4 separate regions of the Mus musculus genome follow, and all the other regions are linked to region 1. Evidence: chromatin loops called from intact Hi-C (ENCODE). Cell type or tissue: left cerebral cortex. All regions are shown on one strand. Region 1 has its middle 4.7 kb from the start of Bod1. Region 2 holds the start of Gm40823 (a long non-coding RNA gene). Region 3 overlaps Nprl3 (nitrogen permease regulator-like 3). Region 4 holds the start of Rhbdf1 (rhomboid 5 homolog 1).

Region 1 (8,000 bases):
TGTCAGCATTACTAATAGTAGATCCAGTAAGTAGAATGAATTAGATGTAATAGTGCTGCACTCTTTAAATACGTTCACAACTACCTGAAAGCTGGCACTACTATTTCTTTGTGCAGATGCAGAAATAGAAGAACAGAAATAATTACCGTGGTCATATATATACCTAGATGAAGTATAGTAGGTGCTGTGGTCCAGTGTTTAACCTAACATATCCACGGTCCTGATAGCTAGCTGTCATTTTACAACAAGTAAAATACCCTAGCTTTTACACCCACAAGTCTGCACTGAATTCCCCACTGTTGCCCCTATTAGAAAAAAAAGTTTGGATTGCTAAGAGAGACCATCATTTCAGCTAAGTGTCTGGATGAGGCAAACTTTACTTGATCAAGAGGCTTGCTGGGGCAGGAAAGGGCAGGGGAGGGAACACACCTAGACAGGAAGTGCATTTGGTTTTTATTCTGAGGAAGGTGAATCCTGTCTTTTCTCAGTTGGCTAGGGTCCAACATAACAATCTTACTCAGTTATCTGAAAAGAATTTGTGCATAAGAAGTAGAGGAGGAAGGGGAAAGAGGTCACTGCACCAAGGAGAAAAGGCCATCAAATTCCTTTGTGTAAATAAAAAATGTCCACGGGATTCTAACATTTGCAGGTCTTACAAAGTGAGGGAGGAAAAAAAAACTTAATTTCTTCTTCTAAACACAAATTTTATATATTTTATAGGAGAGATCATATTTGATTTTTTTTTTCAAGACAGGGTTTCTCTGTTTAACTACCCTGGCAGTCTTAGAACTCGCTTTGTAGACTAGGCTGGTCTTGAACTCACAGAGATCCGCCTGCTTCTGCCTCCCAAGTGCTGGGCTAAAAGGTGTGTGCCACCATGCCTGGACAGTTTTGATTTCTTAGGTGCTTCTGTCCTCTTTGTTTCTTGGCTGATCATCAACTCATCAACTTCCCCAGCTCTCAGAACTACATCTGCTGTGGTTCCTCCTCGTCACCCATGACAACTGAAAAAGATGTGGATAACATTTACAGTGCCCTTGGCTCCGGGGAAGATGCACAGTAGGCAGTGATCCAAGATGCTCTCACCCAACATTTGCTACCCAAGAGAACTGAAATTAGAGCACAAAACAAGTAGCCACTCTCAGTTCATACTTCTTAGCAACAGCTCAGCCAGTCGCAAGGTTAAGCTGATCACAATGTGTCATGACAGCTTGCAACCCTTTGGGACATCTCAAGTCTGTTTCTACTACTGACCCATGCTGACCTCTCATGTCTGGCTCTGAGGGAGTCCTATTAGAGAGTTCAACCCTGGCCCCTCCTGGAGGGAGGGCTGGAGGCAGGGTGCCCTTCTTATAGGTTGCATTTTAGGCACACCATATCTTATTCTTTCCTCACAAAATCTTTTTTTGGTCCCCGGTCTAATTTTGTCTATTGTTGAGCTAAGTTCTTAAAGCAATTGTTGTAACTGGAAGTGAATAATTTATAGGCTGATTGGCCATCTGCACCCCGATGCCCCCAACCACACCCAGAGTATAATCTTCAAAGTAGAAACCACAACTGTTTGTTTTGACTTTGGTGCTTAGCACAATACTTGGCTAAAAGTCCCTGTCCCTTTCCTACTTGTAGAATAGCGCAACCATCCTGACAGGAATGAAGCTATGCTAAAGAGCCTTGAGCTGTGCCCTTTTGACTATCAGAATATTGAGCCAGTAGTCCCTAGTAAATCTAATGGGCTCTCTCTGAAGAAGCTCATGCTAGTAGAGGGAGTATTTAAAGTCTGGTACCAGCCAGCTGGAAAGCTTGTCGCTTGGAACAAGATTCCACACCATTCCGACAACTTTGATGGCCACTTTGCAGGAGACCATATGAACAACTTGACCAGCTTAGTAATTATGCATACCTCTCTTTTTTTTTTTTTTTCCTTTTTGGTTTTTCGAGACGGGTTCTCTGTGTAGCCCTGGCTGTCCTGGAACTCACTTTGTAGACCAGGCTGGCCTCAAACTCAGAAATCCACCTGCCTCGGCCTCCTGAGTGCTGGGATTAAAGGTGTGCACCACCACACCCGGCCATACCTCTTAATCTCAACCTCATGTTAGGTCTCTGGAAGGCAGACTTGGTGCCGTCATTAGGCCTCTCTCCACATGACCACATTGACTAGATCTCTTTCTCTGCTTTTCCAACATGTCTCATTGGTTGGCTGTTTAGAGGTCAGTGAGTGGATGAACCTGGCTTGTTAGGATTGTCATGGCCCAGGCTCTGACTTTAGCAACTCCATTAACTGTCTGATCAGAGTATACGTAGATAAGAATATATTTTAGTCCCTTTCTTAGTTGGGCTTTTATTGTTGTGAAGAGACACCATGACCAGAGCATGTCTTCTAAAGGAAAATATTTCACTGGGGCTGGCTTAGAGTTCAGAGGCTTAATCCATTATCATCATGGCAGGAAGCATGGAGGCATGCAGGCAGACATGGTGCTGGAGAAGGAACTGAGAGTTCTAAATCGAATCAGCAGCCAACAAGAAGAAACATTGAGAGAATAGGTCAGGCTTGAGCATCTGAGACCTCAAAACCCACCCCCAGTGACGCACTTCCTCCAACAAAGCCACTCCTACTCCAACAAGGCCACACCTACTAATAGTGCCACTCCCTATGAGCCTATGGGTCCGTTTTCTTCAAATCAACACAGTCACCACCTTCAGGAAGTCCTAGTATAGCAGTAAATGCTGAGGTGATCTGCCATAGTCTAATAGGAAAGTGATGCTGGACCAGGTTTACAGTCCAGTATTTCACCAATGTTGGGCCCTGTGTGTTGGCTCTTGGAACTCTGGTCCATGACAAGGTGCAGCTCCTGATGCCCTGTATGCTTGCTTTTATAACTGCTATAACCTGGACCTGTTGAGGATTGAAACTAAGGATGAAAGTGATCAAATTATGGGAAATTATTAATTATTATTAATCTAAGACTTGCTAAGGGAAACCAAAAATGCCACCACAAAACATGTACAATAATGACCATCAGAGGGCACTGTTGCTGCATTTATAGCCCAGAGCATTTCAAACCAGGCAGTACTGTTTTTAACTTTGGTCTTGGTAGTAATGTAGTTTCTGGTGGCCTTTAGAAAACTGCTGGTAAGTCTTAGTCTTAAAACTTTTCAAGGATAGAGATTTAGGCACGATGCAGACCTAGCATGTGCAGGGTCTGGGTCCAATCTCCAGCACGGAAACAGACAACACCCCTTTTCTGACTAGTTGCCCCAAACTCAGTGAACTTATGCATATTAGATATTAGGATATTTACATGAGAATAGTCAAAGCCTATGAGAAGGTGGAACCTGCACAAGCCTAAGTCTAGATCTTTCAGAAACTGGAAAATGGGATTGGTGGCTTTCCCAGGATTGTGTGAAAGAATAGAGAATCCATGGGCTTTTCACATCAGGGGGCTCTAGACTGGATTCTGACATCAGCTCATGGTGATAGGTCTTTGAGAAACTGTCAGAGCCAATTCTCCAGGATAGTAGAGAGGCTCTGCAGCCATGGCAATCCTGTTAGCAATATTTCAGATCCTTAGCACATATGTGATAACATAGTGCCGTCCTGGACTTACGCTTTGCTTAGGGGGTTCTTGGACTGACCTCCACCTTCCCCACGAGCTCCAAAGTCCACTAAGCAGGAACTGTGTTCACCGTTGCATCCAAGCTCCCAGTAAATGGGATGGAAGAACAGAAAGAATGAGCGAGTGAATGGGAAATTTACTCTTTTAAATATAAGATATGAGTTTGGATAATGCCTAAATGTCAGTATTTGGAATAGGTGGGTGCAGTCTTGGGACTTGTCTATGGCATATCACTGAACTGGTCTACGAGGCTGGACTAGGAGAAAGCTCAGAGGAGAGAATTGGGTTATTTTGGTATGACTTTTTCTTCTCCCAGCATGAGATTCCTGAAGCTATTCTGATTTCTTTGGGGTTCGTTGTTTCAATAGTCTGGTAGCCAGACTGAGGGACACAGTGTCTCTAGGATATTTTCATTTCTGGCAGGCTGGTTACAGGAACACAGAAGTCATCCTTTACCAGTGAAGGCAGGAAGCCATGCTCCTGTAAGCACAGGAGAGTAACAGTCATCTGTCTCCATGAAAGCAGCTCTGCAGCTGGCGACCATAACACAACCCCACATGGCTTCCACAGGACAGGTTTAGCTCTGGCTCAGAGAGTCAGGAGGCAAGTAGTCCTGAGCTGACCAGCAGCCTTCTCCTGTTCTCTGTCATCTAAGATGGTTGCCTGAGTGTCCTGGCCCAGAGAGGCTGCAAGGCAGGCTGGGAAATGTAGTCTTTAGACTTTTTGTTCCAGAAGATTGTTAAAAATTGGGTTCAAATTATTTAGGACAAATTAGCAAATGCGCATTGGGAGGAAATGAGTCCAGTGGACTTTATCTCCAGAATTACTGGGGACCTTTCTGGACTGGGTATTGATGTTTTGAAACTAGCGTTTAGTCCTTTGGTCATTGAGCAAGATGTGACATTTGTCACACTCAGTCATTTAAAAAGTGTCAACATGAAAATCTGAGGGAAAGACATGGGACCAGAAGGGCCCTGTGGGTGTGAGGCTCCTCAAAGGGCAAACAGGTCCTCCCTCAGTGTCCTGCCCACATGCTATCTGTCACTAACATGCTCTCTGTCCTAAAATGCTGTCACTGTAACAGAATACCTTAGGCTAGGAGAGTTATAAAGAATAAAGTGTGGTGTAACGTGAATACATAAATAAATGAAAAAAAGAAGAATAGGATGTGTCGTAGCTCACTATTCTGCCCCAAAGGCCTACAAATCCTCCACATCCCAACCCCCACTGTTTCTCAGACAGCTGCAAGCAGAGGGGTTTTCGCAGAGGGAACCTAGTGCCCCTGAATAAAGTGTCTGTTTCTGTAGGAGACCACATGTGCTGACGGTGCCTGTGGTAAAAGCTAGACTGCCTAAGTGCGCTCTGCAGGCTGGGCTCAGTTCTGGCTCAGCTTGTTCTTGGCCCCATGAGAAGTTCTTGCTGGATCTACATTGCTGTTTCTTCCATATGGAGTTTGAGCTTACTGCTCTGAGGATAGCTAGATGCATGTGTTTTCTTGGGTTGCATATAGAGTTAGGAGTCCCAGAACCTCAACACGAATATAAAACCCAGCTCTTGTCTTCATTTCAGTGGCTTTTCCTGCTAGCTACCCCCTTGCCAGGTAGCCTAAGACAGCAGTTTCTATGTGGTACACACACTACTGCAACCCTGTCTAGCTGCTAGTCCCAGTTTGCTGGTCGACCTGAGGCAGCCTGCACTTGCTCACCCCAAGGCAGGCCTGCACAGCTGCTTCTGGCCAGGTGATGTGTGTTACTTCTAGGTACGAACCTTTGATTGCCCACAGGGTTGTATACAGATTGGCAGTTCTCCCCTCTCGCCTCCCAGCAGCCTCACAGTACCGTCTAATTAAGCTTGTCTATGCAGTGCTCTTAGTCACAAGTGATGGTGCATAGCGGTTAATCAGCCCGAGCCTCTTCATTAAGGATAACCTTGAAATGAGCCCTCAGCTGTCCCTGACACACTGCAGGAACAGGATAGAACTTCTGTATGGTTTCAAGCCACTGAGCTTCTGTGTGTTGGTGTGGTTGGTTCGTTTTGTTACAATTACATTACCCAACCCAACCTGATTGTCATTTGTCTTCAACTTAGCTGGGTGGTCTTTCAACATCCTTCCAATTTGGGAGGAATTCTCCACTCTTAGAGAGGGGAGGAACCTTCCTACAGATGGTAGAAATGCCGGATACCCACTTTCCCAGCATCCTTTGCAGTTCTGGTGTGGCAGGGGTCAGCGCCACAGCTACAGTGGCATAGCATTGCTGGTGTGAGCCCGTGAAGAGCTCCTGCTGTGGGTCTGGCTCATCACTCTTCTCCGTCAGCCATCCTCGCTATCAATTCTGGGAGCCAGTGGGTGCTTTCCGTAAATTTCCTTTCACCTTGAGTCACCAGCAGCCCATTTACATTGATATGACCAAGAGCCTTAAATAGATAGCTGCATTAACCAACTGGAGGGGAGGCTGACCAGAGGCAGCAGTGAAGCAGGAGTGGAGGAAGGGACTGTCAATCTGAGATGGCTCCCTCTTCCTCTGGGACTCTTCTTTAGGAGCAGCATTGCATAATCAGCTCCAAGTAAGACCAGAGGTCTGCTCAACCTTTGCACACATGGGCTTCCTTTTTCTTTTCTTTTTTCTTTTTTTAAATTAGAGAACCATAAAGCAAAGCTGCAGCACAAATCTACCACGTTATTACCCCGGGTTCCATTATCCAAGACCCCGAGAGAACACCAGAAATTATGGCTAGTCCCTACATAATACGTCTGCAGTATTTCATTCTTGTAGATCCTTACAAGCAGTCTCTCAGCTTCTCTTTGGCACAACTGAATTGCCAGCTCCTTATCCTTAAGCCTTGGTTAAGTAACGGTCCGTGCAACAGAGGCAACTGATATCACACAGTGGATCTGATGGCTGTGTCAGCTGCTAAGTGGGTAGGCAGTGCATACTATGTGGACACGTTGGACTGACAGAAGCGTCTATCTCCAGCTGAGATAGAGTGGCCATTGCAGGAATGCATCACTCTGCTCAGAACATGGCTAATTTATTTCTGCAACTTTGTATTTAAGTTTTAGGCATTGCAACTGATTGTTGTCCACTTAAATTGTGAGTAGAGGGATACAATGGTGTAAGTGCTAACTTCTAAGGGTATATTCAACTGGAAAATCACAGTTAGCACGACAACTCACGATGAACAAAACCAGATGTGTTCCTGTCGTTTACCTCCTTGAGGGCCACAGAGAAGTGCCCATAGTTGAGATCCATCTGTGTCTCTACTTAAGACTAGAGGCCCCAGTTTAAGGCCATTGAAGACTCAGAGGAGCGTGGTAAAAACTGAAGTCTCCAGGTGGGGAAGAAACTTTGATTTGGCTCACAATGTGCAAGAGGGCGGGGCTGCTGCTCTGGAGTCTGGGATTGGTCTTTATGCTGCAGCCTAGGCTGTGACTCAGTGGTGGAGCCATACTGTAATCCAAGTTTGCAAAACTGAACAGAAAATAGGTCAAGGAACCGACCCCCTCTCCCAATACACACACACACACACACACACACACACGCACACGCACACGCGCAATGAATCCTCATTCCCTCCTGAGAAAGGCACACACCCCTCCCCCACCTTGGAAGGCCCCCTTCTCCTCTGCTTTCTCGACCATCTAAAACACTTGACTAAGGAACAGGGGAAAATTGCTGAATTGATCTTTTAAAGTAACACGGATCCCAACCAAAGAAGTTTGAAAGCCCAGAACTTTCTCATCTAAGTGGCTGCCAATGTCCCACCCGCCCGGAGGCGCTCCCTTGTTCTCGCCAGCTCTGCCCCAGATTCATGGGCTGTTTTCAGAATCGTTGGCAATTTTCTCTGCATTGTCCTGACAATCCTTGGCAATGAAATTTAAAAGCTACTTAATGAATCTTGTGACAGAAAAATCTGGAAGAGGGGGCTCCTTCCTGAGGTCCGGAATGCCACCGGCCTGACAATGGGATCAGAGAGCGCGCGCACTCCGGACTTAACGATTGAAATTTCCTGTGTACTCAGCTTAAACTGCTGAGCGGGCACATGACCCCACAGTAGCGCCCTGGCCCCTCAACTGGGTCTGGTGCACTGACCTGCAGGGTTAGGGAGTTGGAATTGGGGAGAGGAAGTGACTCCAAGCTGGGGCAGACTCTAGGAGGTCATCCCACCGACTGGCCTTATGCCTGCCCCAAATGCATAACCGAAGAGCTTTAAGAAATCTCTAAATGAAGAATTTTAATTAGCCTTAATTAAGAAGAAACTTTCTGGAAAAGTGTTGTGGTGTTTAAAAATATCAAATATAATCTTTCCTATCAAGTACTATAAAACTTGTGTTTAGGACAAGGAATTACGACCTCTTTGTTTCCCTACCTGGTAAAACTTGCAGGA
Region 2 (8,000 bases), 480 kb after region 1:
CAGAAGGCAAGAGAGTGTCAAGATGGGCACATGCTCTTGCCAGGTTTTTGTTTGTTTGTTTTTTGGGTTTTTTTTGTTTTTTGTTTTTTGGGTGGTTTTTTTTTTTTTTTTTTTTTTCATCTGTCACGAGGAGCCTGGGGCTTTTGTTTCATTGTTTTATTAAGTCTTCTCTTGAGATACTTGTGGCCCGCTTCTTGAATGGAAAAGGGTGGTGGGGGGGGAACATCTGTGAATGTATCAAACTCTTTCAGCTGTGGTTTTCTGTGAGGGGCAGTGACTGGAGTGGCGAGGCCCAAGGCATGTGACATTCCCCATTGTCTTGCTTCACATTCCCAGGTTCCTAAGCGGCAGCCCAATCTGCAGGCGAGGCAACGTTTGCCAGAGGCTGTGCACCGTTCAAACCTGGCACGGGAGAGCCGGAGCTGAAAGTGTGAGGAGGAGGAGGGAGGGAGAGTGAGTTTTGTGTCTTTGCCCGAGGCTGTGTTGCCACACCATCTGGAGCCAGGAGGAGAAGATGGAATAAATATAAGGTGTCGATGTACAGAGCGGAAATGCATGAAATTGGCAGGAGCTCGTTCATCATCCTGCAAATCTGTCTTTACAAAGTGAAATCAAAATCAAGCCAGTTTGAACAATATGGAGGCTGAGCAGCTCTTCCAAGAATAGCTAATGAAAGGGAGGGGGAGGGGGAGGCGGAACCCTACAGAAAATATGCAAATGTATGAAATTGGCAGGTTCCGTTGACACTTTAGTGTGATTAGTATGCTGATTGGTGTGCTTTGGAAAGCACTAAAGAAGGATCATATTGTTTTAGGGAGAAAAAAAATAATGAAAGCCAATAAAGAGCCCAGAACCTCCTAACGGGGAGGCTCCAGTGTGTAGTCAGCTGGGCCCCGGTGAATAGAGAGAAGAGTCCTGAGTAGATTCTGTCTACACCACGGAGCCTCCATAGAAACACGCCAGCACACTGTATTCATTTACTCATTCATTCATTCATTCATTCGTGCACACAACAAGGGCATCTACACTTTGCCTAGCACTGTGCAAGATGCTCAGGACACAAAGGGCTCAGATGCCTTCTCTGGCTCAGGGTACTTTCATAGAGGACGTCTGTTGCATCTCACAGAATAACAATTGCTATGTGAGTGTCTCTGCCACATGATGTAGATGCTGGGCAAAAGGGAGAGTTCACACTGAGACAGTGCAACATATTAGGGGTTATGGGTAGAGAGCTTGAAAAAGATTCACAGAGAATGACATTCAAAATTGCAGACTCTGGGAGCTGGAGAGATGGCTCAGCAGTTAAGAGCACTGACTGTTCTTCCAGAGGTCCTGAATTCAGTTCCCAGCAACCACATGGTGGCTCACAACCATCTGTAATGGGATCCGATGCCCTCTTCTGGTGTGTCTGAAGACAGCTACAGTGTACTCATATACATTAAATAAATAATATTTAGAGAGAGAGAGAGAGAGAGAGAGAGAGAGAGAGAGAGAGAGAGAGAGAGGACTTTGATGGATGCATGTGGAGAAGTAGGCTAAAGGCATTTGAGGCATAAATAACAGAATACCAAAAGATACAAACTCAGAAAAGTAACATTTCCTGGGCTTGGCAAGGTGCCACTTGAGTAGCTCCTCTGAGAATACCCACCTGAGAGCAGCTGGGTGTGGGAACCCTTTGGTAGGCTGGCAATTTTTTCAGCCTGCTGGATATTTGGGATCCTTTGAAGATAACTGTGACTGCTTTCTCTTCACACATTTCCCAGAATTCTGGAGGCTAACTGAAAGAGTAAGCCTATGGCAAGTGGACCATGACTGCACACACATTGCCTCTGTACCTGCGGCTGAACCATGACACGGAGAAGAGTTGGCACTGAGGAGCTTTCTGTAGTTTCCCTTTTTAGGGTGGAGGCCTCAGGCGCCTCTGGGGCAGTAGGACTAAAAGCAGGGGAAATTCATAGGGCCCTTGAAGTTCATGGATGGGAGGGTCTCAGGCATGCAACCCCTAGGAATTGCCATTTTTCATGGTATCACCCCAGAGGGGATCTGAGGGCCCCCAGTGTCCCAGCATCTTAGTCTCTGGGGATCTTGCTGGCACCGATAGTACACTGCATGGTAAGCCCATTAGGCAGACACTCTTAAAGCCAAAAGCAAAATCTATTGCTGGCCAGCGGCTACATGAGGAACTTGCCCAAATCACACAGTTCTGAACCTTATGGCCCTCGGTCTTTTATGCACAAAAAACCACGTCTTGGTTGTCACACTTTAGTTAGCAAGAAGCAGAACTACAGAAACTAAAAGGCAAAGTTAGTGCACTTAAGAACTTTCTGGAACTATGGACTAGATCTTTGTGGATTCGGTCTTTGGTCCATTGTTGGCAGGCGTTGGGGCCTATGGGTTAAATCCTTTCCTGGGGTTTCTATTCTGACTTTCATTGGTTAGGTTCCCAGATAAAAGACACTCAGAGCCTTTATATTTACAATAAGCCTTAAACAGCACAGGAGTTGATCATTTACCTACCCTCTAGGCTATTAGAATCTATTTCCTATTAATAACCCCGAGTTACTACTTATTATGTTTCATCTGGGCTGTTCTTAACTCCAACTGGCCAGCCCTCAAGGCCAGCTGCACCCCTCCGCAGCTCCTGCCTCCAGGTTCCTTGCCCTGTTTGAGTTCCTGAACCGACTTCCTTCAATGATGAATTACAATGTAGAGGTGTGAGCCAAAAGAACCCTTTCCGCCCCAACTTGCTTTTTGGTCATGGTGTTTTGTCCCTGCAATAGAAACCCTGACTAAGACACTGTCCACTTAGCAAAGCAACAGCAAGTAGGTCCCCTTGGGGACTATGTCCTCCACAGCTGTGGGCTTTGACCAGATTTACAGTGGCAAGTCTGAGTCTCTCCTGTGTAGTGGCAAAAGCAGTCGGTGATCCCTGCAAAGTGTCAGGCCACTATCGCACCAGTGGGTAATCTGCCTGGTAACCCACACTGGCTTAGATCCTTACTGTAGTCCACAAGCTTCTCCCGAGACTGTTGAGTTCTCTCCCCTGGCCAGCTACAAAGCTGCCCTGTCACTCAGAATGCTAGCCAGCGTGGAACAACCGACCTGCTCGTTTTCTGCTTAATTTCTCTATATCTTTTAACCAAAGCAGGTAATACCTCCATCGATAGGGTCTTATCTGGTGAGAACCAAGAACAGCAAGTGCCTGCATTGCTTTGAAGGGCCTCTTCCATTCAAAGCCGTCAGCTGTAAGGAGGTGACTGCTCCTGGCCCTGCGGCTTTTGTTTATTAAGTATTCCAGAAACAGCGTTCCCCAGTGATGCAGCCACTCCTTTCAAACGTTTTAAAAATTCTTTAACTGGCTTACAGATGGCAGGTTTCCATATGGCTGAGATCTCTACAGTCAAGACAAATGTTTCTACCTATCGGTTGCTTTCCTGTGGTATGTCATAGCCACTCAAAAGTCTCAGTAATAGACATGAGGATGTAAATCAGCCATTCTGGGAATTCCAAGAGCTTCGCCTACAGGAGGCCATTGAAACTCACTGATGATCACATCCCCTGATGTAAAATGGAAGAGTGTCCGCACACAACCTAAATACATCTTCTTGTGCATCTTTAACCATCTCTAGATGACCTGATATACCTAATAAAATCTAAATAGCTGTTACCCTGCATCGTTGGTGGGGTGGTGATGAGGGAAATCTGCACATGACCTAAAGAGGTGTGCTTTTCTTTCTTTCTTTCTTTTTTTTTCCAAACATTTCTCATCGTTGTGGGTTGAATCTGTGGCTGTATCTAGAGGGCTGACTGGAATTATATCAGCTGGGTGAACAGCATTGGTAGGGAGCTGCACCGTCCAGTTGTAAGGGAAGAGAGAACAAAAGGGCAGGTTCCGGGATGAAGGTAGGATTTTGGGAAACCTTCCAGGAAGAAGAAAGGAAGGCTCCTCCTTTGGTACCCCCTCCCTCCCCTCTATAAAAAGGACATGGCAACATTTCTCCTTTGCAGGGATGTATGAAGTGATGAGAGGGACCACACGCAGCAATGGGTTCCGGGAAGAACAGCTGCCTGCAGAGCTGAATCGGGATGAGGTGTGGAGCAGGCTGGGCCACTGGAGGGAGCTCGCCTTCGCTGAACTCCTAGCTGCATTGTCACCTGCGCACCTAGCTCAGGTACCTTGTGAAGCACTCACTGCCCGGGTTTTCCAGACAGGGAGAAACACCAGTGCTAGAAAACAGGCTGGAGAGCGCCTCTAAGGCTCTGGAAGCCTGCACAGGCTTAGCCAACAGGGAACAATCTGGAAACACAGAAGTGGTGCAGAGATGGTGTCGTTCAGGTCATGGGGCAAGAGGTGATGATGGGGGACCGAGGGTGGGGTCCATAATCAGATCTTCCCAGTCCCCTGTGCTCAGCAATAGATGAGTCGTGGGTCCTGACCTGTCTCCAGGTGTTGGAAGTCCAGGTGCCTCCGGAGGTTCTCCAAGCTCCCTCTGGTAAGGGCTTGTTCAGTTCTGCTTTTGTGTGTTACACTTAATACTGTCAAAAGCAATCATAGCCGAGAGTGGGAGACCCAGCTTGGGGAGAGCCGTGCAGAGGTACCCAACAGTGGCCAGTGATGCCTGGTTCTGTGTGTAGGAGAAAAAAGGAGGAGTGGGTAGGAAGAGCCATGAGCTAACTCTGCCTGAAAGATGAAAAGCTATTTCTTCGCTTTGCCAGAGGAGGAAGGCAGCCTAGGGAGAGGGGGCGAAGGCACTAGCGACATACGGGTGCTGACACCAGCCCACCGCACCCAAGGCGACCGTGCGCGCGCGCATGCTCTGCCCCCTGGTGGCGAGGCCGCTCTGTGCACACAGCCCACAGCTCCTTTGTTCTGAGGCTGCTGTTGTGCTTATCACTACGTATTCTGCAGGATCTGGGCAGGCAGGACTGGGTGTGCTAGAAGAGCCCGTGAACCCGAGTTCCAATCTCCAACCGTTACTCCAAGACCTCCAAGTCGCCTCAGAGTTTCGGTTTCAGCAAGACCAAAATGGAGGTGAAAAGCACAGGCTTGATTGTGTTATGAGAAGCTGGCAGGAACCATCCTACTCCACCCAATCGCCGGTGTAGCATTTTAGAGAGTATCTGGGGTTGCTACCCACCAACCTACTGCCAGTTCGTTCTCATGCCACTGGCTCCTCTCCTCCTTCCTTCTCGCCTTGGAAGCCAATTTAGTGAACAAAGAACACATTTTGTTAATTGAGGACGCTCCAGGGACCTCACTGAACCTCCCAACACGGTTTCTAAGCAATGCCATACTCTTTTTGTTGTTGTTGTTTTTTGTTTGTTTTGTTCTTTGAGACAGGGTTTCTCTGTGTAGTCCTGGCTGATCCTGGAACTCACTCTGTAGACCAGGCTGGCCTCGAACTCAGAAATCCTCCTGCCTCTGCCTCCCGAGTGCTGGGATTAAAGGTGTGCGCCACCACGCCCGGCAATGCCATACTCTTGAGCGGACGCTGAAAGAACGACACGTCTCTTACCTTTAGCCTGCATCCTCAGAAGTGTGTGGAGGTGGGCTTGTCTTCATCTCTTCCTAGAGACAGATCCGCCACTAATCCACCTTGAAACCATTTTAGGTTCTATTCTGACATGGGATGGTGGGAAAGTGAATGAGAAAAAGATAGGAAGGAAGATAGGATAAAAGAGAAGCGAAGAGAAGATAAAAGGTCCCTCCTAGGGTTGACAGAGCAGAATCCTCCAGGCCTAAAGAGCAGGTGAAACGCATGATCAAACCACTGAGGCCGGAAGTCTGGCATCAGTGCAGGCAGGCTGGGTCCTTCTGAAGCCCCTCTCCTCAGCTCTCTGATGGCACCATCTCCCTTCCTCCTCACTTCTGCCCCGTCTCCTAGCACCTGTCCTCATGAGGACACCAGTCATGTGAAATAGAGACTCAACGAACTCTTTTTAATTTAGCTGCCTTCTCTCTAAATGCAGCCACATTTTGAGATGCAGGGATAAGAACTTCAACAGAGTGCATTTTGTTGGGGCATGGTTTGGCCCATACAGAAAGGCGGGAAGAGGAGGGTTAGAGAAGAGCCAGAATCCATATTATATAGTGTTGCCTCTGGCCAGCGTTTGGATGATATCCCTGTAAACATAATTGGGAATTTCAATGTCAGGAAATTTCTAAGGAATATTTGGATCTCATCCCACCTAGATTCACACTCTGACCCAATGGAGTTCTCGTCCCCCCTGTATTAGCTCTGCTGTCCCCACACTGTCCACTTTCCTTCCTTACTGTTGTTAGTGCCTCACCTTGACTCAGCTGTAAACCTTTGATGTGGGTGAAAACCTTGTGGCCCTTCTGCAGGGGGTTTAGGTAGCCCTAGATGTGAATCCAAGGTCTGCCATCTTAAAACTGTGTGTGATTTTGTTCTTGGAGAGGTATCTTCTGTGTACCACAGTGTCTCCCTTTGTGAAACTGCCATTGCAGTGCCTGCTCTTTAAAACCAGGTTAAGTATGCTGGCGGTGGTGGCACATGCCTTTAATCCCAGCACTCAAGAGACAGAGGCAGGTGGATTTCCATGAGTCTAAGGTCAGCTTGGTCTACAGAGTAAGTTACAGGAGAGCCAGGACTATACAGTGAAACCTGTCACTAAATATCAAACAGGGCTCTGGTCCTTCCTTCTCCCAGGGGCTGTTTTGCCACTGGCCCATGATGACAAAGAGAGCAGGGGTTCAGACGGCCTAGAGGGTGACAGTGACAATCATATCCATCCAGGATCAGCTTCAGCCAGGGAGCTCAATAATTTTTTTGTTTGTTTGTTTGTTTTTTTGTTTTTTGAGACAGGGTTTCTCTGTGTAGCCCTGGCTGTCCTGGAACTCACTCTGTAGACTAGGCTGGCCTCGAACTCAGAAATCCACCTGCCTCTGCCTCCCAAGTGCTGGGATTAAAGGTGTGCGCCACCACCGCTCAACGAGGGAGCTCAATTTTATTTGGGGTCAATGATGCTTATATAAAACTTTGAGGAGGGGATAGGAATATGCCTTTGCCAGAGTGGGCAAAGACCATTGGCTGAAGACTAGGGTTCCTGGATACCTCATTAGCATGTGGAGGCATTCCAGGAATCTCAGATGCTTTCTGAATGGGTTTCTTATCAGGGGAAAGGGAGTTGAACTTATAATTTCTCTAAGGGCTACATGACATTCCTCAGGGAGGAGGTGTGAGGTCTGGGGTCCCCCCAAACAGAGAAGAGGAAACCTCACTGACAAAGGGAGACTGCACTTTTGCACCAAGCTCAGGGTTTTCTGACAAAGACTAGGCTAAGATTAAATGTAATGAAGTTGGACGAAAGAAATAGCTCAGTGACTAAGAGCACACACTGCTCTCTCGATGAAGACCAGGTTCTGTCTCCAGCACCCAACTGCCTGGAACATCAGCTCTTGGGAGTCTAACACCCTCTTCTGGCCTCTTCAGGCATCTGCACATCACACACAGACACACACAGACACACGCAGACACACACAGACACACACATACACACATGCACACACAAATGCACATCATTAAAAATAAAATATTTTTAATTAAAAAATCTAAATCAAATGAAATTACTTATGGATCAAAAGCCTGACCCAGAAAGGCCTAAATAAGTGTGTCAGTCTGTGTGGTGACACTGGCCTCCCTCTGCAGTCTGTGTGGTGACACTGGCCTCCCTCTGCAGTCTGTGTGGTGACACTGGCCTCCCTCTGCAGTCTGTGTGGTGACACTGGCCTCCCTCTGCAGTCTGTGTGGTGACACTGGCCTCCCTCTGCAGTCTGTGTGGTGACACTGGCCTCCCTCTGCAGTCTGTGTGGTGACACTGGCCTCCCTCTGCAGTCTGTGTGGTGACACTGGCCTCTGCAGACTGCATAGAGTTTGAAGTTTATTTGAGTTCCTGTCACAGCCCTCTTCTCCAGTCCCAGCACTCACCAACAGAGCCATATTGCAGGCAGGCCTCCTGGTTAGAATCACACTGGCAGT
Region 3 (8,000 bases), 560 kb after region 1:
TCCATACTGGGGCTGGTAAGGGTCATGTCGTCACTGCTGGCTGTGGGTTGGGATAGGCCAGCTGGATTCCAGTGTACAAAGATGGGAGCACCAAAGGCACTGCCAGCATCCAGAGCCTGGGACCACTGCCACATTCTCCTGCTGGTGCCCAACTGTACAATCTGTCCTCATGCATGAACTCATTGCCAACCCACCACCAAGTGCCTACTGTGTGGCTAATCTGGAATGCAAGGAGCTACCCTATAAGAGTAGCTTCAAGGACCCAGAATGAAAGCATACTGCACACCCATCACACCTCACAGCAGGAATAGGTGTCTTGTTCCACCTCAGCCAACATGGGCTAGCACTAAACAGGTCAAGGTATATGGCCCCCAACACCAGACAGTTGTGGTCTCTGGGATGACAATATGAGGCCCTGCTCTGAGCCCAGGCTGCAGTGGAAGAGTCCAGCTGCGCTGCGGTGGGCAAAAGATGCTCCTGACTACAGCTAGCTGCTCAGGGAAGGAGCCTCCCCCTCAGACCCATGGCAGTACAGGGGAGACAGGAGGGACAGGCAGGTGAGTATAGACATGTAAAAACACCTCTTATTCCAACAGTACCCAGGCTTCTTGGATGTCACCACCAAAGTCTCCCAGCCCCCCATTACCAGACAGATGTCCTGGAAGGGGATCCTACTTGGGGAGCCAAAGCTTAGAGCATTGGGTGTGCTGAGGCTGCGGCCACCAACTCTGGCTGTGAAGGGGACATCATCCTCTCGCAGTCGGGGCTCCTCTTCGCTGGGTGAGGCCATTAGGCAAACATAGGTATGCAGCTGGATGAGGAGCCGGCGCTGCAGCATCCACACCACCATCTGGATGAGCTGGGTCTGTGAGTGAGCAAAGTAAGTCAGCAGATGGGCTGGTTCCCTGACTCAAGCCTTAAGAACAGATTCCTATTCCTGGGGAATAAGAGAGACATGGTCCTTAGCAGCCCCAGTACCTAAACGGGAAGGCCTCCTGTTAGGAAGAAGGGACCCTCAACTGCTGGGTAGCTCTGCAAGGTCAGCATACCCCAGGGAAAACAGTAGGGCCAGAACTCCCAACACACGCCTGGGTTTCCTCCCTTCTCTGAGCCAACTTTCCCTAGAGCCAGATCTGTCCTTGCCACTAAGACCTGCTGCTGTCAGACAGTCCACTGCTAGGCAAGCCCACACAGAGTTCAGAGAGGAAACTGTCATGTGAGTCCTTGGCTCTACCTCAGAGTTTACTTCAAGAAGACAGGTGATTCCAACTGGAAACAGGAAGGGGACCTGCTGTTACTACATGAAGCCAATGGCTCTTCCTTATGAGCATTGGGCCACAGCAATGGAGCCCAGTGCCAGGTAGTACCCAGCACCAATGTTTAAGTATCTCTCAGGCACAGACACCAAGCAGCAAGGTGTGTGAACACAGAACCAGTGCTCACATCTTTGAGAGGCCCAGAAAAGCTGCTGCCCAGGTCACTCATGGAAGGGGGCTGGGTTACTGGGGAGGAAGTTATACATACTAATCATGGTCAAAACCAAATAGAATTCTAAAGAATTGAAGGTATTGTAACACAAAATGTAAAAAATAAAACACAAAAGCATTATAAGCATTAGACAGTATGTCTCTGGGATGTGGCAAACCAAACAGCTCTATCCCAGGCCCCTGACAAGGCCTGAAGCAGCTGCTCAGACACGGCCTGGAAGATCAGCCGTTATCCAGACAACTGGGAAGTTTCTGCTGGGATGGGAGCACTGCCAAGCCCTCCCCCCCAGAGAGCTGCCTGGGGGAGAGGAGGGAGGTGCAGAGGCAAAGTGCATCTTTCATCTTCCTGGCTCCCTTCCTGGAAACGAAGGGCTCAGTGAAAGGCAGCTTTAGAACTCTGGCACACTCAGCATGTAAATGAGCTAAAAACCCAGGATCTTATTCCCATTCACAATTTGAGAAGGGGAAGTATTTGATTTTGAGGACTGGTTTTGCCCAGTGTATCTGGCAGCTATTAAAGCAAATACTTTGCTTTTGAAGATAAACCATGGAGGTCACCCAGCTTGTCTCTGACACCTGTGCTCTTTCCCTAGCTTCCCTCGGAGCTCAAAGCACTTAACACAGGGAAGGGGCAAAGCTGCTCTGACTCCAAGTCACCATCTCACCATCTCTTGAGCATGGGGCAGTGAGAAGTGACTGACAGCCCACTGCAAATTCATCCCCCACACCTTGAGAAGCACCCCCACCACAACCAGCCTCTAATTGCCACCAGCCTTTGTCCTGACTCAGGGCCCCCATCCAAGACTCAACCCTAGCCTGACACTGTAGGTCTTCTTAGGAAAAGGACTCTAGGCCCAGCAACATAGGATTCCACACAAAGATCCCATGGTTCCTAAGCCCCCAGGGGAAGGGATACAGGAACTGAACTGCCTTGGAAAACAGGGCCCAGGCTTAGTGAGAGCAAAGCTGTCGGTACCTCCACCTGTGAGAAGCCCCTGCCCCAGAGGCAGCACAGGGAATCCTGCCAGCCCAGGAAAAGCTAATGCCCTTCTGACAAACATAAACCAGTCCCAGTCCTAGTCCTAAGGATGCCCATGGTGAGGAAGCCTGCAGTGCTTGCTAGTAAATCCCCCAAACCATGGCACAAAGGTAAACAATGCTAAGAGCCTTTGAATCAGGGGCCACTAGGCAGGCAGTTATACCCAGTCTACCTTGTAAGCTACACAGGGGCTCTAATGACTCACCTCCTGTGCAGGGGGAGCCAGAGGGCTCCTGAACTCCGATAAAGAAACAGGCAAGGAAAACTTGGCCAGGACAGATGGCAGGTCATGGGACGGGAACTGCCGGGAGAACTGTTCAGCTAGCGGGGAGTACCTGGGGCAGACAGCCATGGTCAGTGCCCTTCCCATACTCACAGCAACCATCTGGGTGAGCATAATGACAACAGAATATAGTATGGTGATGCAACAGGCCTTCAGATGGCAGAATTATACTGTCCCTTAAGACGTGGCAGGAACCACAGAACCCCTCTGATTTCAGCCAAGGAGAGATGGCTGTACCATGGGCAACACCAAACCAGACTGTGATCTGCATCTGAGCACGATATGGGCAGGCAGCATCAGGATATAGTGAGATCTGGCCTCATGGATTCAAAGCCACTGAGGCCTGGCCACTGGGGGCGCCATTCGCCATTAAAAGGTCCTGCTGGGCTTTTCTAGCTCCAGATTCCAGATTTTTGGCAGCCACTGGTACTTACAGACACACACTGGCATTGGGAGACATGACATAGACGTTGTTCTCACACAGTGGGTAGATGATGACAGCCTTGCCCCAGTATACCAGGTGAGCTGCCAACTGGAAGACCTGCAGACCAAGGAGAGATCGAAGGACTAAACTTGGAGACCACGGTTTTGCTAGGCAGTAGGCACATGAACACAGGGACACTGGAGTGCTTGGAGCATGGGCTGGACGGCTCCAGCAGAAGCACAGCATTCTCTTGTCCACAGACACCAGCACCATACTCCAAAGTCATAAAATATGGAGTCTCATCCTACCTGACCCTGCATACTCAAAGGCCCCTATGCACCCTGCTTTCCCCAGAGACCATCCTCCCATTCTGTTCTCCTGAGGTCTCAGATACCAGGAAATACACAAGATACCATAGCAAGTTCCAGGACAACCAGGGCTACAGAGCAATCCTGTCTCAAACAAACAAACAAACAAAAAAATCTTTCTCCATTAGCATCTGAGGGCTTAGATCACACAAGTGGGCCACAAGGCCCATCAAAGTGGCCTTGTATCATGTGTGACATTCACTCCTGAGGCAGGTGTTCCCCAAAGGTTCAGCCCCACCCTAGGATCACTGCTCCCCAGAGACATCTACAGGAAACAGCAGTCACAGAAAATAGTGAGGTGAGTTGCAGAGAATGGCCAGGGTGAGACCTCACAGGGTTTCACACGGGCATGCCAGCAGTAAACTCTGATTTAAATCAGGTTCAGCAGGGAGTTAGTTCGGAAGGAAACACCCTCCTCCCTGATCCCAGTCAAGACCTAGACAAGGAAATGGAAGAGACATCAAAGCTTTATCAAAGGACTGTGACAGTGAAGTCAGGCACAGTCCTAGCACAGATTCCTTCAAACAGCCTCTTAGTAAAGCCTTTCTAGACGTGGGGTAGGAAGTGAAAATAGCAGCCCAGACTCCTCAGAACAGCAGCACCGCCCCTCTCTGCGGGCGTTCAGGGACAGTGAGCACATTCAAACCTCTGTGTTTGATACTAGAGGGAAGCACAATGAGCTCCTTGCTGAATCTTGTCCAGCTTAGGATGCCAAGTTGAACTACACAGGCAGCATATGCTAGGTGCTCTCACAGAGCCTATGAAGAGTCAGAGATAGAGAAGGGATAAACTTATCCTGAAAAGAGAAAGGGTTTTGGAAAAAGCAGCCCAATGGGCCCACAAAGCAAAAACCTCCAGTGATGCCAACCCATTTCTCAGCCCCACACAGAGCCAGGAGGCCTAGCCAGAGGGACCTGAGAGGTGTCAGAGCTGTGGCCGCTTCATTCTACTGAGAAGGCTGGCCTTTGAGCAAACTGAGGTCCTGGGTAGGCCTCTGCTACCCTCTGGTGGCCTCAGGGTGCATAGCACTACCAGGTGAGGATACTGGCATTCATTCCCTGGGTCCTGCACCCACAGCCCTGGCACAGGTGACCCAGTCTACACTCCAGGCCCCTGAATCCAGCTTCTTCTGTGCTTTTCCTCCTCTACACTTCAGCTACAGGCCTTCTCTCTGAGCCCAAAGGGCTGCCACACACACTTGCCAAGGGGCTGTCTCTCCAGCTCTGCCACATGTCTTCCGCCACAAGAATGAGGGTATCTTGATGACTCCAGGGCTGGGTTGGATAAAAGGGGAGAAGGAGCAGAACAAAAGGGACCCATGTGGAGCGTACCTCACTTGGATCCTAGCCCCATGGCATCAGAGATGGAAAGAGGCAAACCCGCAGTCCTGCAGGGAAGGTTTGCTCTGAACATCTGATTGGACTTAGTTGTCCTCCAAAACAAGGCTGCATCTCTGCATGTCTCATCATTAAAGACATGTATTTTAGTAAAAACGAAAACAAGGGGGCTGGAGAGATGGCTCAGTGGTTAAGAGCACTGACTGCTCTTCCAGAGGTCCTGAGTTCAATTCCCAGCAAACACATGATAGCTCAAAACCATCTGTAAAGGGATCCAATGTCCTCTTCTGGTGCATCTGAAGACAATGACAGTGTGTTCACATACATAAAATAAATAAATCTTTAAAGAAAAAAATTTTTTAAAGGAGAGGTAGGAAAATGTGCAAAAAATAGAAGCCACACAGTAGGTTAAATTACCACTCAAGTCCTCGCTCTCACTTCCCACATGCTTGCTCATAGGCCAGTGTGAGCCTGTGCTGAGCTGGAAGATCCACCATGCACTACTACTTCCCAAGCTGCTCTCCAGGCCTTTGCTGGAGACACTTCTCTCCTTTCTCCCAAGGCTTGCCTCACCTCTGCTTAACAGAGAAAGACATCAGTCCCGTGGCTCTAAGTGTGACCAGATACCAGAACCCCAAGCCTCCTTACCCTCATCTGTGGCAGGACGTGTAGTATCTATTTGTCTGCTAGACATTAGGGACTCAGCATGGCAGGCAGTCTGCTTTCCTGATCCCCCATAGGCTGCCTCCCTAAATGTACCTAGAGGCCTCTTGTTCCCACTCCTCCAAGTGCCCAGGCCTACCTGCAGCAAGGCCAGATCGGCATCCTGGGCTAGCTGCTGCAGGTTCTTCACAGCAGACGTGGTCTTGATCACCCGCACCAGAGCCGGGGAGCAGTCAATGGGAAGCTCACTCAGCAGAGACTTCTCGTCACTGAGAAGTAGCAAGGCATGGTACGGGCTGAAGGACAGAGGCACATGTCAGCAAAACATAAAGAGCCACGGGGCCCTGTACCAAGTAAGCATGGAACACCAAGGCACAGCCAGAGTCCAGAGGCACTGGGCAGGAGAGGTTGAGGGAAAAATCAGAGAGAAAGCAGTTATGTGTCCAAGGGCTTTTTTTGTTTTGTTTGTTTGTTTTGTTTTTCGAGACAGGGTTTCTCTGTGTAGTCCTAGAACTCACTTTGTAGACCAGGCTGGCCTCAAACTCAGAAATCTGCCTGCCTCTGCCTCCCGAGTGCTGGGATTAAAGGCATGAACCACCACGTCCGGCTGTGTCCAAGGGCTTTTATATAATCTCAAGGGTGTGTGTGTGTGTGTGTGTGTGTGTGTGTCATTGACAGAGACAGAGAGACTGAAATTTGTATGTGGGGGAGGCTGTATGTGGGGGAAGACAGTGCATGAGCCTATGCATGTAAGTATGGAGGCCAGAGGTCAGCATCAGATTTCTTTATCACTCTCCACCTTTTTTTACACTTATTTATTTACATTTTGTATATACATGAGGTACACACATGCAGTTCTCTTCTTCTACCACATGGGCTCCAGGAATTGAACTCAGGTTCCATCAAGCCTGGCAGTGAGTGTCTTTACCTGCTGAACCAGCTTATGAATCTTTACTCTTATTTAGTTTTGTGACAGGGTTCTCTGTATAGCCGTGGCTGTCCTGGAACTCAGGGCCAGGCTGTAGACTAGGATGGCCTTGAACTCAGAGATCTTCCTACCTCTGCCTCCTAAGAGCTGGGATTAAGGGTGTGTGCCATGATGCCTAGCTCTTCACATTATTTTCTGAGATAGGACCTCTATTGAACCTGAAGCTTGCTATTTTGGCTGGACTTGTTGGGCACCAAGCCTTTGGGATCTGCCTGTCTCTGCCACCTCATACATATGTATATATGCATGCGCACACATATAGATAAATAACAAAAAGCATGGTGGCTGGCACATATTTTTAATTCCAACACCTGAGAGGCAAAGGCAGATGAATCTCTGACTTCAAGGCTAGCCTAGTGTACCTAGTAAGTTCCAGGACAGCCAGGAAGACAGTCTCTGTCTCATAGAGGGTGAGAGAGTAAGGGCATATGATAGTGTATGTATGTATATATGTATGCATGCATGCATGTAGTGATAAAGTGCTTGTCTAGCATGTGCAAAGCCCTAGGTTTAATCATTAGTACCATAAAAGATGGGGGAGGGGGGAAGTGTCTTTCTAAACACAGGAAAAACAAGATATTCCCCAGCTATGAACAGAACTACAGAAATATGTTCAGCCATTTGACGTGGAGCATAGATCTGGAACTGTAGGAGAACTGGGCAATGAGTAATCTGCTTTCTGTCATTTCCAGTGTGGAGGAAAGTGCCCAGATTTCTTTTCATCTTTTTTCTTCTTTGTGTGCTGAGAACAGAGCCCAGGGCCTACAAAGTACTACACCACTGAGTTATATTCCCAGTCCTGCTTTTTCCTCACAGGAAATCAACTAATCTCAGAAGGTAACTGGGTTCCCATGATTCCTGCTGAAATGCTGACAATAACTGAGTGTACCCTGAAGGCAATCTGCTAAAGCTCTAGGTTAGCTCCAACCTGCCCTGCAGGCCTGGGTGAGGCCCTTGGCAGGTTCTATTCAGCTAAGCAATGCTGGAAGAGCAAAGGTCATGTCTGAGCAGAATCAGATGTAAAACCAGGTGGTTTTATTAACAACAAAGCTAATTTCTATGACCAGAAGAAGAAAAGAGAATTTCTGGAACAAAGTAACCAGTAAGGTCTCAGACAGCAGCAGGGGAAGACAAGATGGGGCTGCCTCTCACCGGATGGCTTTCAGGCTCCGTTCAATAGCCTCAGGAGGAATCAGACTTGAAGCTGCATAGTGGATCTTGTGGGGCAGACAGAAACTCACTTCCAGCCAGCTGTTAATGTGAAGCCGTACCACACCAGATGTGCACAGGCTGTGGAGAGTGAGCATTGTTACTATGGTGGGCATTTGCGTATTCCCAATGAACAACACCCTATTCACAGACTGTGGTCTCCCACACTGCCCTGTTGGCTAGGGGAAAACGCAGGTGGAGA
Region 4 (8,000 bases), 550 kb after region 1:
AGGGTCTGCACCGGCTGCTGCCGCCGCTGCGGGCCGGGAGGGCGCCCGCGCCTAGTCCCTGCCTGCGCCGCCCGCGCGCCGGCCCGACCCGTCCGCCTGGGAATGCCACGGGCCGAGGGGCGTGCGCGCCGGGGGCGGGCCCGGCAGAGGGGCGGCCGCCTGACTCAGGGCTGAGGAATGCGCGCCGCCCGCTGCCAGCCCCGGGCGCCTCCTCCGGGAAGACCTCCGGCTGTGCTCTGCCAGGGGTCCCGCAGAGACACCTGTAGCTGGGAGTCGGGCTCGCCAGCGACCACCTTAATCATAACATCTGTCTTGGACTCGCCTTTCCATACTCCTTCATCTTGTGCTGCCCCTGTGCTTGGGAAGAGAGGAAGGGGACCTCCAAAGCAAGAGGGTGGCGTGGGAAGGGACCTAAAAGGCAGATTGAACGCCCCTTCCGAAGGCACGCACTGGCACATCACTGAGGGTCCCGAAGCTCTCACTTGTCCTGTGCACACGCGCCTGATCTTTCTAACAAACATTCATGCATTCAGGCCTCTCGCACCTGTTTACACAGACACGTGCGCACACCTATTCAAAATGCACTTCCATGGGCTCACACTCTCTACCCTAACACATTTATAAGTGTGCACACTCACGTTCATACACTGATACACCATTTCACAGGAACCGCAGCTCAGCAATTACCCCTTCCCCTACTTCTTTCCCAGCAGGTACAAGGGTTAGACTACACCTGCCACCCCTCAAGCCATTACATCCGCGCATGCGCTCACTCTTCTCTCTTCAGCCTCAGTGCTCACGTATAACGTCAGGCACGGTTCATCACTCTGTATACTGGACAGGAAGTGCTTCTTTTGCTCTCGGCTGAGGCTGAAGGCTGAGGGAGAAGAAAGCTGTCGTGGTGCAGATGTTCTGGGCTCCTGTAACCCACACATGCCAAGCCAGAGATGGGACAGTCTTCATGCCTAGCATTCTTGACTCATGCTAGGAATAAGCAGGGTCTGGACGCCCAAACTGGGCTGGCTGGAGGTGCGGGGGTTGCATCCTTTCTGGAAAATCAGGGAACCGGCCACAGGAACCGGGCATCTGGTGCCTGTAGGTCCCTACTCCTTCCTGCTGTGGATGCTGCAGGGTCACCTAGACCTTTGTTGAGACCTAGAAATCTATTACCAGCTGCAAGAAGTCCTACAGGAGACTCACTGTGAAGACACACCCAGGGGTCAGTCGTCTTTTCTTACAGAAAGAATTCTTCTGTGTTTATTTTTATCTCTGTGTGTGGTTGCAGGTGCCCACACATGCCAGAGGGGGCATCAGATCCTCCTGGAACTGTAGTTATAGGCAGTTGTGAGCTGTCCAGTGTGTGTGCTGGGAGCCAAGCTCTGGTCCTCTGTAAAGGCAGAAAGCTCTCTTAGCTGCTGAGCCATCTCTCCAGCCCAAGTCATCTTCAATGCAAGAATACCACAGTGCTGTCAGCACACAGTGACAGAAAAGTAGCTTTCCAGGACTCATTGCTCCATCGACCTTGGAGTTCCCATAGTGCAGGGGAGTCTGTGACAGCCCCCGCCCCTGGCAAACCCCTCCATGTCCATCCACACACACAGGCGTTGTTCCTGAGAGCATGATGCCTACAGACAAATGCCCATCTCAGCATATGGCTTCAGGATTCCCCAGGTGAAACACATCCTCAAGTCCTGAGTCAGGGCATGGACAGTTTGAGCAGAGGAGTGTGGACAAATAGTCAAGCCTTCATCCAGTCTCCACAGACCCAATTCTCCACAGTCCCAGAACCTCCTACCTGCCCTATTGACCTAAGCTTTGGGTGGAAGAATCCAACCCGTGGCTTCTCACATACTTTTATTGACTGTGCCGAACAGAAGTCAGCTGCAGTTTCTAATACTCTGGAACTGGTGAATAGGTGTTGGGATAGACAGGCTTCTACACTACCTCCAGGTCTTGTGTAGTACTCTGCCAGCATCTGTGTGGTTAGAATCCCTGAGCTGTAAAAGGAATCTCAACGGGTACTTCCTGAACCCACAGCTTAGCTTCCAAGCACCCCACAGAGAGATGTAGAGATGGATCCTGGACACTACCTAGCTGGGGAGAAGACAGAATGGCCAAGGCTAGCCCTGTTCTAGCCCAGGCTAGACTTCAAAGGCCTGAAGTTCCAGCTATTTCTGAAGAAACCCCTTCCTCATGGTATTGGACTCAGCAAAGAGGCTCTATAAGTTCCTGGGCCAAGATCCTAGCAGCCTGACAGCATAGCTCTCCTTGGCCTGCCTGATAGCTACCCTCTCTTCCCAAGAAACAGCTAACCATAGAGGGTCCCCCACCTATAGAGACCCACTAAGGCCTGCCAGAGTAATAGCCACCACTCTGCTGAGAAGCTGCTGAAGGGTGCCAGTTTCCAAACCAGGAGCCAGCTGGCTCCAACCCAGCTCCTGCTTTGTCCATGGTAGACAGGCAACTGAGCCAGTCAGTGTGTTAAGCCCCTGAGACAGTGAAACTGAAGCCTAGAGCTAGCAGGGACTGGCAGCCCATGCCACCACGACTGGAGGCAGCTCCAGCCTTCCCACAACCCGTGGAGACACCATTCCAACCCCAACCTTGTCTCCTTTCAAAGAATCTCCCAATGGCATCTTTGTCACCAGCCAGGCAGGCACAAGGTACACTGGGCACAGAAGAGGTCCCAGGCTCCTTCCTCTTGGACATTCTTTTACTCCTGGCAAGTCTGCTGGCAAAACACAGTAGGGAAGCCCAACCCAGCACTTCCAGCCTGCAGTGGGAGCTTCGCCACAGACCAGGAAGTGGGGGGGGGAGGGGCAGACATTGCACAATCCCACACTCTGGCCAGAACATCTGGAGAATAAGATGCTGGCCTCCACCCCCGTCTCTGCCTGGGGCAGAAATCAGACTGCCCACCAAACAGAAGGAGCTTGTCATTCACCCAAAGGTGAAGTCTTCAGAATGCCCTCAACAGGGGACCAGAACCTAACTAGGGTCTCAGCTTCCCTCCTAGATTGGGAAGGGGCATTATTCTCACAGGAAAAGAGAGGCATTGTTTAGACAGAATGGCTATGAGGGATAAGGCCAACCTCGGTAGTTCAAATTTACAACATATTGCCCCCACCCCAGCCCCAGAAACTGCACAGAGTGCCACAAACAGCTGGACTGCTTCCAGCAGGCAGCAGGCAGCAGGCAGGCAGAGAGGCTGCCGCTCCCTCCCCAGGAAGTCCTAGCTGAGGCCCATGAGAGGGAATGGCTGAGCCCCAGCCAGGCCCAGAGTTCAGTCCCGGAGCTGGCCAGTAGAGTTGCAGCTGGGGACCAGAGTCCTTAGGCTAAGTGCCTTGCTCAGTTAAGGACTGAGCATATAGCAGTGACAAGCATATGGCCTCTGGCTCTGTCTAGTCCTAGATGCCAGGGTCTCAGAAATCAAACAGCTCTGACAAGCCCTGAAAGGTTTTAATAAGGCAGTGTGAATGGGGAAAGTAGGATTGTATCTGCTTTGAAACCCTTCAGACCCACATCACTCCTGGAATGGTAGAAGAGAGTGAGTGAAGTGGGGGAAGGGAGCAGCTTACCCTATCCCAAGACTTCCCTTCCCATCATCCCTTCCTTTGGGTCAGTCACTTCCCACTCGAGGAGTACGGGTGCACAACCTCATTTGAAAGGTTACAGATAGGGTGGGTGGCAAGCCTAGGTCCCAGAGAAATAATCACTAGGAGATGCCAGGAACTGTTATCCCGCTCAGCTCCTGCAGCCCTGGTCCTGCCTTCCAGCTTAGGTGGTAAGCCCTCTTCGTAGCAATTCCAGGCATTAGGGGTCCAGGGATGTAAGTGGGGATTCACTGCAGAGACAGAATTCCCTTTCCTTCCACCTATCATCTGTGATGATCCAGGGTAGGGGCCTCCAGATGGGGCAGGCATCCACTTGCTGTCAGTTCCACCATTCAGAGATAAGGTTGGGGAAGGACAGTTCTAGGATCAGAATTCAGACTGAGATTCCCAAGGCCTCATGTTTGTTCTCTACAACACCCAACACACCCTCTGTGGCCCACCCTATCCCAAGGCAGAGCCTTCTGGTCCGGGACCCTTGAAAATTCAGTCCGGGTTCAGAGAGGATGTCTTGATGGCAATCGGGCCATTGGGACAGAACCAGATCTAGAGAACCTGGGTTCCAATCCTACTGGTGAAAGGTTTCTACACTCGCCCCGCCCTGTCCCGCCCCTAGAGTCCTCGCTCCGCCTCTTCTGCAGATTCCTTCCACCCCCGCGCTACATGCCTTCTGCGCAGACGCAGGTTCCAGTCCCCGCCCTCTCCGCGCTTCCGGTGGCCTGGCCTGTGCTGGCGGCGACTAGATGCCCGCGCGCGGTGGTAGTGCGCGCCCGGGCAGAGGAGCCCTAAAACCGGTGTCCGTGACCCTGCTCCCCGACACCGAGCAGCCTCCATTTCTTGGACGAGCCCGCCGCCCAGGGAATGCCAGAGCAGGATCCCTAGTGACCGGATATCATGAGGTCGGCCAGATGCCAGCGCCGGTGAGAGGGGGCGCCGCGTCGCGGAGTCTGAGCCCACGGCGAGCTGGCACAGTGGGTCGGGCTGCAGAGACGGTCACGTCAGCATCCATTCCCGGCAGCCTGGCAGCTTCAGTCCAACCTGGATGTCAGCACAACAGATAAAAATAATGGGTCTTACCCCGGCGTAGTGGCGCACGCCTGTACTTGTGAAGTCGATGGACGCAGGAAAATCAGGAGTTCAAAGCCAGCATAGGCCACATGGGACCCTGTCCTTTAAAAGAGTAATGGCTGTTTAACTAGTCAGCTCAGCGTGGACTGAAGACAGGTCTTGGCCCTGGCCCCAGGTTCACTGCCCAGTTGTCCTTTTAATCCCCTCCTGTTGTACCACAATAGCTGAAGGATGTGGCCAGATTTCCTTGCTTTGTTTATCGGCACTTGGTAGACTAGTGCCTACTGGTCCTATAGACCCATAGACTTTTTGTCCCTGTTCCTAGTTGTTCTAATATCCAAACAGTCAAAGGACAGTTGGGGGCCAGCAGGGTTCTACCCTGAGCATTCAGAATGGGACCAGGCAGATGGTCATCTCCATGCATGCCCATTTGTGTGTCAGGTCTTGTCAGTAACAAGGTGGTCTTGTGACCTATTTTTTGAGCAGTGCCCAGACAAACTCAGTATGTTTCTCTGATAGGCCCTGCCCAGGTTCTGACTGTATTTTAATTCCTGGCCAGGATTAGGAACAAAGAACCAGGTTCCAGAAACAAGTTTCCTTGGAGATGGTGTGATTGGTGGGAATCAGAAAAACCAGCTCTTTTGTATTGGACTCAGGCACCCACCTTCTAATGCTCCTTATCCATGTCTCCCCTATGTGTAGCAGGTGTGGGCAGAGAATGCCCACCCATCCTGTCACCACTAGCAGCCTGTCATTACCTACACCTAGTCCCAAGGTCCCCTGAGGCGGTATGCCTTAGAATGACTCCCAACAGGCACCCCACTTTACAGAGAAACAGGCAGGCAGGCAGACACTTCTTTTGTTTTGTTTTGTTTTCCCATTACAGCTTTCCCGAAAGATTGGGCAAAAAAAGCAGCGACTGGCAGATTCAGAGCAGCAGCAGACCCCTAAAGAGAGACTCCTGTCGACCCCGGGCCTCCGGCGGAGTATCTACTTCTCCAGCCCAGAGGACCATTCTGGCCGGCTAGGACCAGAGTTTTTTGACCAGCCAGCAGTCACCCTAGCCCGTGCATTTCTGGGACAGGTAACGTAATACTGGAGCAGGTTCCGGGAACTGTAGTCCTGTTACTACTAGGTCTCATCTCTGTCTTGGCCTTCCTTGTGTGTGCATAGGTAGCTGCCTTGCCCATATGAGCCAAATAGTTTGACTATTATCTAGGGTCACTGCAGAGAATGAGAATATTGATAGAGGTGTCCCATGATGGAGGCAGCAGGGCTTCTGGCAACTGTCGTGCTTTGGCTAGAGGTATGTTCTTACACTTATCCATCAGGGAAAAAACTGACTGTTCTATCTGAAATCCCCTTAGGACAGGTTGCCTGCAAGGACTGCTGGTGGGTATTGGCCCCAGCATCTGTGAGGGACCACTCTTGCCTACCCTGTTCCCTGATGGCTGGGGCCAGGAACACCATTAGGCAGCCAGCATTTGAGTCACTTGAAAGAGTTGGCCTCTTCACTGCATAGTTCAGTACCCAAGGCTCAGTACAGGCCCAAGATCTGGGCTATGCCAGTCATGCTTGCAGTAGAAGTGGGGACTACCCCAGGCCCAGCCTGGTGTGGCTTACAGTACAGCCTGTCACCTTCTGAGCCTCTCCACTTCATGGGGCTAGCCAGGTTCATCTAAATCCCACTACTCCGGGGTGCTAGAGCTTAAGCTGGATCCTCTGGTTAGAGGTTCGCTGGCCTACCTTTCCCTTTAACAAGCTATCCTTTATGGGACCATGGCCAAGGACAGCCAGTTTCTTTGCTAGAACTGGTGCTAAGAGTTCCAGGAACAGACCCTGACCTACTAGAGAAGGGACGAGATTCTGTTCTCAGGATGTTTTAAGCTGCAGGGATCTGTGTTCCTTCAACAGCTATGATATAAAACATGGTGCAGATTTATCTCAGGTTCAGGTCAAGGGCTCAAGGATGGCCCAACAGCACTACCACCACCATTACACATCTGCCTACCTCTACTCAGCTTCCTGGCACATCAGCTGGCCCCTGTCATGCCCACTTGAACCCACACTGGTAGACAAGATGGTGTCTGGCAGAGAAAGGGGTATTCTCGCCTGTGTATCCCTTCGGTCAAGGAAAACCCAGATGTGGGTCATAAGCCCAGTAAAAGGTTCGCTGCAGTGGGCTGCCAGGACAGCAGACGACTGTGGACTGCTCAGCATGTTGTTTTTCTAGACCCTCTGCCAGAAAAGCTCCAGGAGGTCCCTCGAGAAGCTGAGGTGGGGTTCCCAGTTTGGCCCTTGGAGACATGGGAGCATGTAGGTAGTTAGTGAAGGAATGCTTGCTGGCCTTTTTCTCCTAAAACATTCACCCCTGTCTCCAGTGTTTCCAGGCTTCCATGACAAACACTGGCCACCTCTTTTCCTCTACCCTGCCTGTTACCAGCTGACCCTGAGGCACCATGGGTCTACGTGGGCTGAGAAGAAGGTGCCTTCTAATCAAATAATCCCTCAAACCTGTGAAGGAATGGACACGGTTGGATGCTGAAATCCTTCTACAAGCCTTGGCTGAATTAAGACTGTTGGCCATTCTTGGGATCATAGTCCAAGCAAGGCATTGCATGGCTGGACCAGCTGGCCCTGTTTCTCACTAAGTTCTCTAAAGGGAATTCTGGGAGAGGATGTCGGGAGGAGAGAACACTACTGAGGGGACTTGGAAGTCAATCTGCACTATGACTCCAAATGAATCCTGAGGTGGGCTTAGAACCCTTAGTAAATAAGTAGAGTTGGTCAGGAGGGGCTGGTGACCTTAACATCAGCATTCAGGCTCTCAGCCAAAGCACAAGAGGCAGAATGGAGAAGCCAGGTAGCTGGGTCTGGCTGGGCCTGGATGCCTGTGGTACATCCTGAGTTTAAATGAGGTCTAGGTGGGGACTGTCCAGGTGGGCTGGCCCCTGTTTGAGCTGAGCAGACTCACTGCCCATAGGTTCTTGTCCGGCGACTCGCTGATGGAACAGAACTCCGTGGGCGCATTGTGGAGACTGAGGCATACTTGGGGCCAGAAGATGAAGCTGCTCACTCAAGAGGTGGCCGGCAGACCCCCCGGAACCGTGGCATGTTCATGAAACCTGGGACCCTGTATGTGTACCTCATCTATGGCATGTACTTCTGCTTGAATGTCTCTAGTCAAGGTTAGTGGTGCTGGGCTTGAGGGAACAGACAGTCTAGCAGCTGGCCAGCCCCCCGAAAGACTTGGATAGACAGGCATTTGAGTAAGAAAGTGCCATTGTCAGGGGCCAAGTTAGGATTTCAGGAGTGTTGGCT

Evidence for each region. Hi-C counts contacts between places; a loop is a spot of excess contacts. Peaks named below come from ENCODE experiments on the same cell type or tissue, not always from the same donor. Only the 100,000 strongest peaks of a DNase experiment are listed, where the experiment ranks them.
Region 2: a loop joins it to region 1, with 5 times the contacts of the local background. A loop is called at or near these places in 20 of 42 quality-filtered maps.
Region 3: it touches region 1 in a loop (4-fold over the local background); 2 of 42 quality-filtered maps call a loop at or near these places.
Region 4: it touches region 1 in a loop (3-fold over the local background); 2 of 42 quality-filtered maps call a loop at or near these places.

What each region holds. Positions count from the first base shown.
Region 1 is chr11:31,672,592-31,680,591 of GRCm38, forward strand. No RefSeq gene overlaps it. Among named protein-coding and RNA genes, the nearest start is that of Bod1, 4.7 kb to the left of the region's middle. In left cerebral cortex, a CTCF peak has its summit at 3,018 (motif pointing right); DNase peaks (open chromatin) are centred at 3,043, 4,207, 5,045, 5,993 and 1 more place; H3K4me3 peaks cover 95 bases; H3K27ac peaks cover 2,497 bases.
Region 2 is chr11:32,157,540-32,165,539 of GRCm38, forward strand. Gm40823 (a long non-coding RNA gene) reads left to right here and starts at 3,772. Exons shown (of 4, transcript XR_872353.2): 1 at 3,772-3,903; 2 at 4,009-4,172. In left cerebral cortex, CTCF peaks have their summits at 4,121 (motif pointing right) and 4,824 (motif pointing left); DNase peaks (open chromatin) are centred at 512, 3,424, 4,166 and 4,811; H3K4me3 peaks cover 1,326 bases; H3K27ac peaks cover 1,405 bases.
Region 3 is chr11:32,234,057-32,242,056 of GRCm38, forward strand. It overlaps Nprl3 (nitrogen permease regulator-like 3), which reads right to left. Exons shown (of 13, transcript NM_181569.3): 7 at 7,742-7,879; 8 at 5,741-5,897; 9 at 3,244-3,350; 10 at 2,732-2,861; 11 at 676-865; 12 at 1-40. Among named protein-coding and RNA genes, the nearest start is that of Mpg, 12 kb to the left of the region's middle. In left cerebral cortex, CTCF peaks have their summits at 3,167, 4,612 (motif pointing left) and 6,480; DNase peaks (open chromatin) are centred at 904, 1,805, 3,186, 4,265 and 2 more places; H3K27ac peaks cover 5,136 bases.
Region 4 is chr11:32,222,187-32,230,186 of GRCm38, forward strand. Rhbdf1 (rhomboid 5 homolog 1) reads right to left here and starts at 107. Exons shown (of 18, transcript NM_010117.2): 1 at 1-107. It overlaps Mpg (N-methylpurine-DNA glycosylase), which reads left to right and starts at 4,319. Exons shown (of 4, transcript NM_010822.3): 1 at 4,319-4,531; 2 at 5,566-5,763; 3 at 7,663-7,867. The coding sequence starts at 4,355. In left cerebral cortex, CTCF peaks have their summits at 1,285 and 4,137; DNase peaks (open chromatin) are centred at 2,504, 2,747 and 4,318; H3K4me3 peaks cover 1,606 bases; H3K27ac peaks cover 3,421 bases.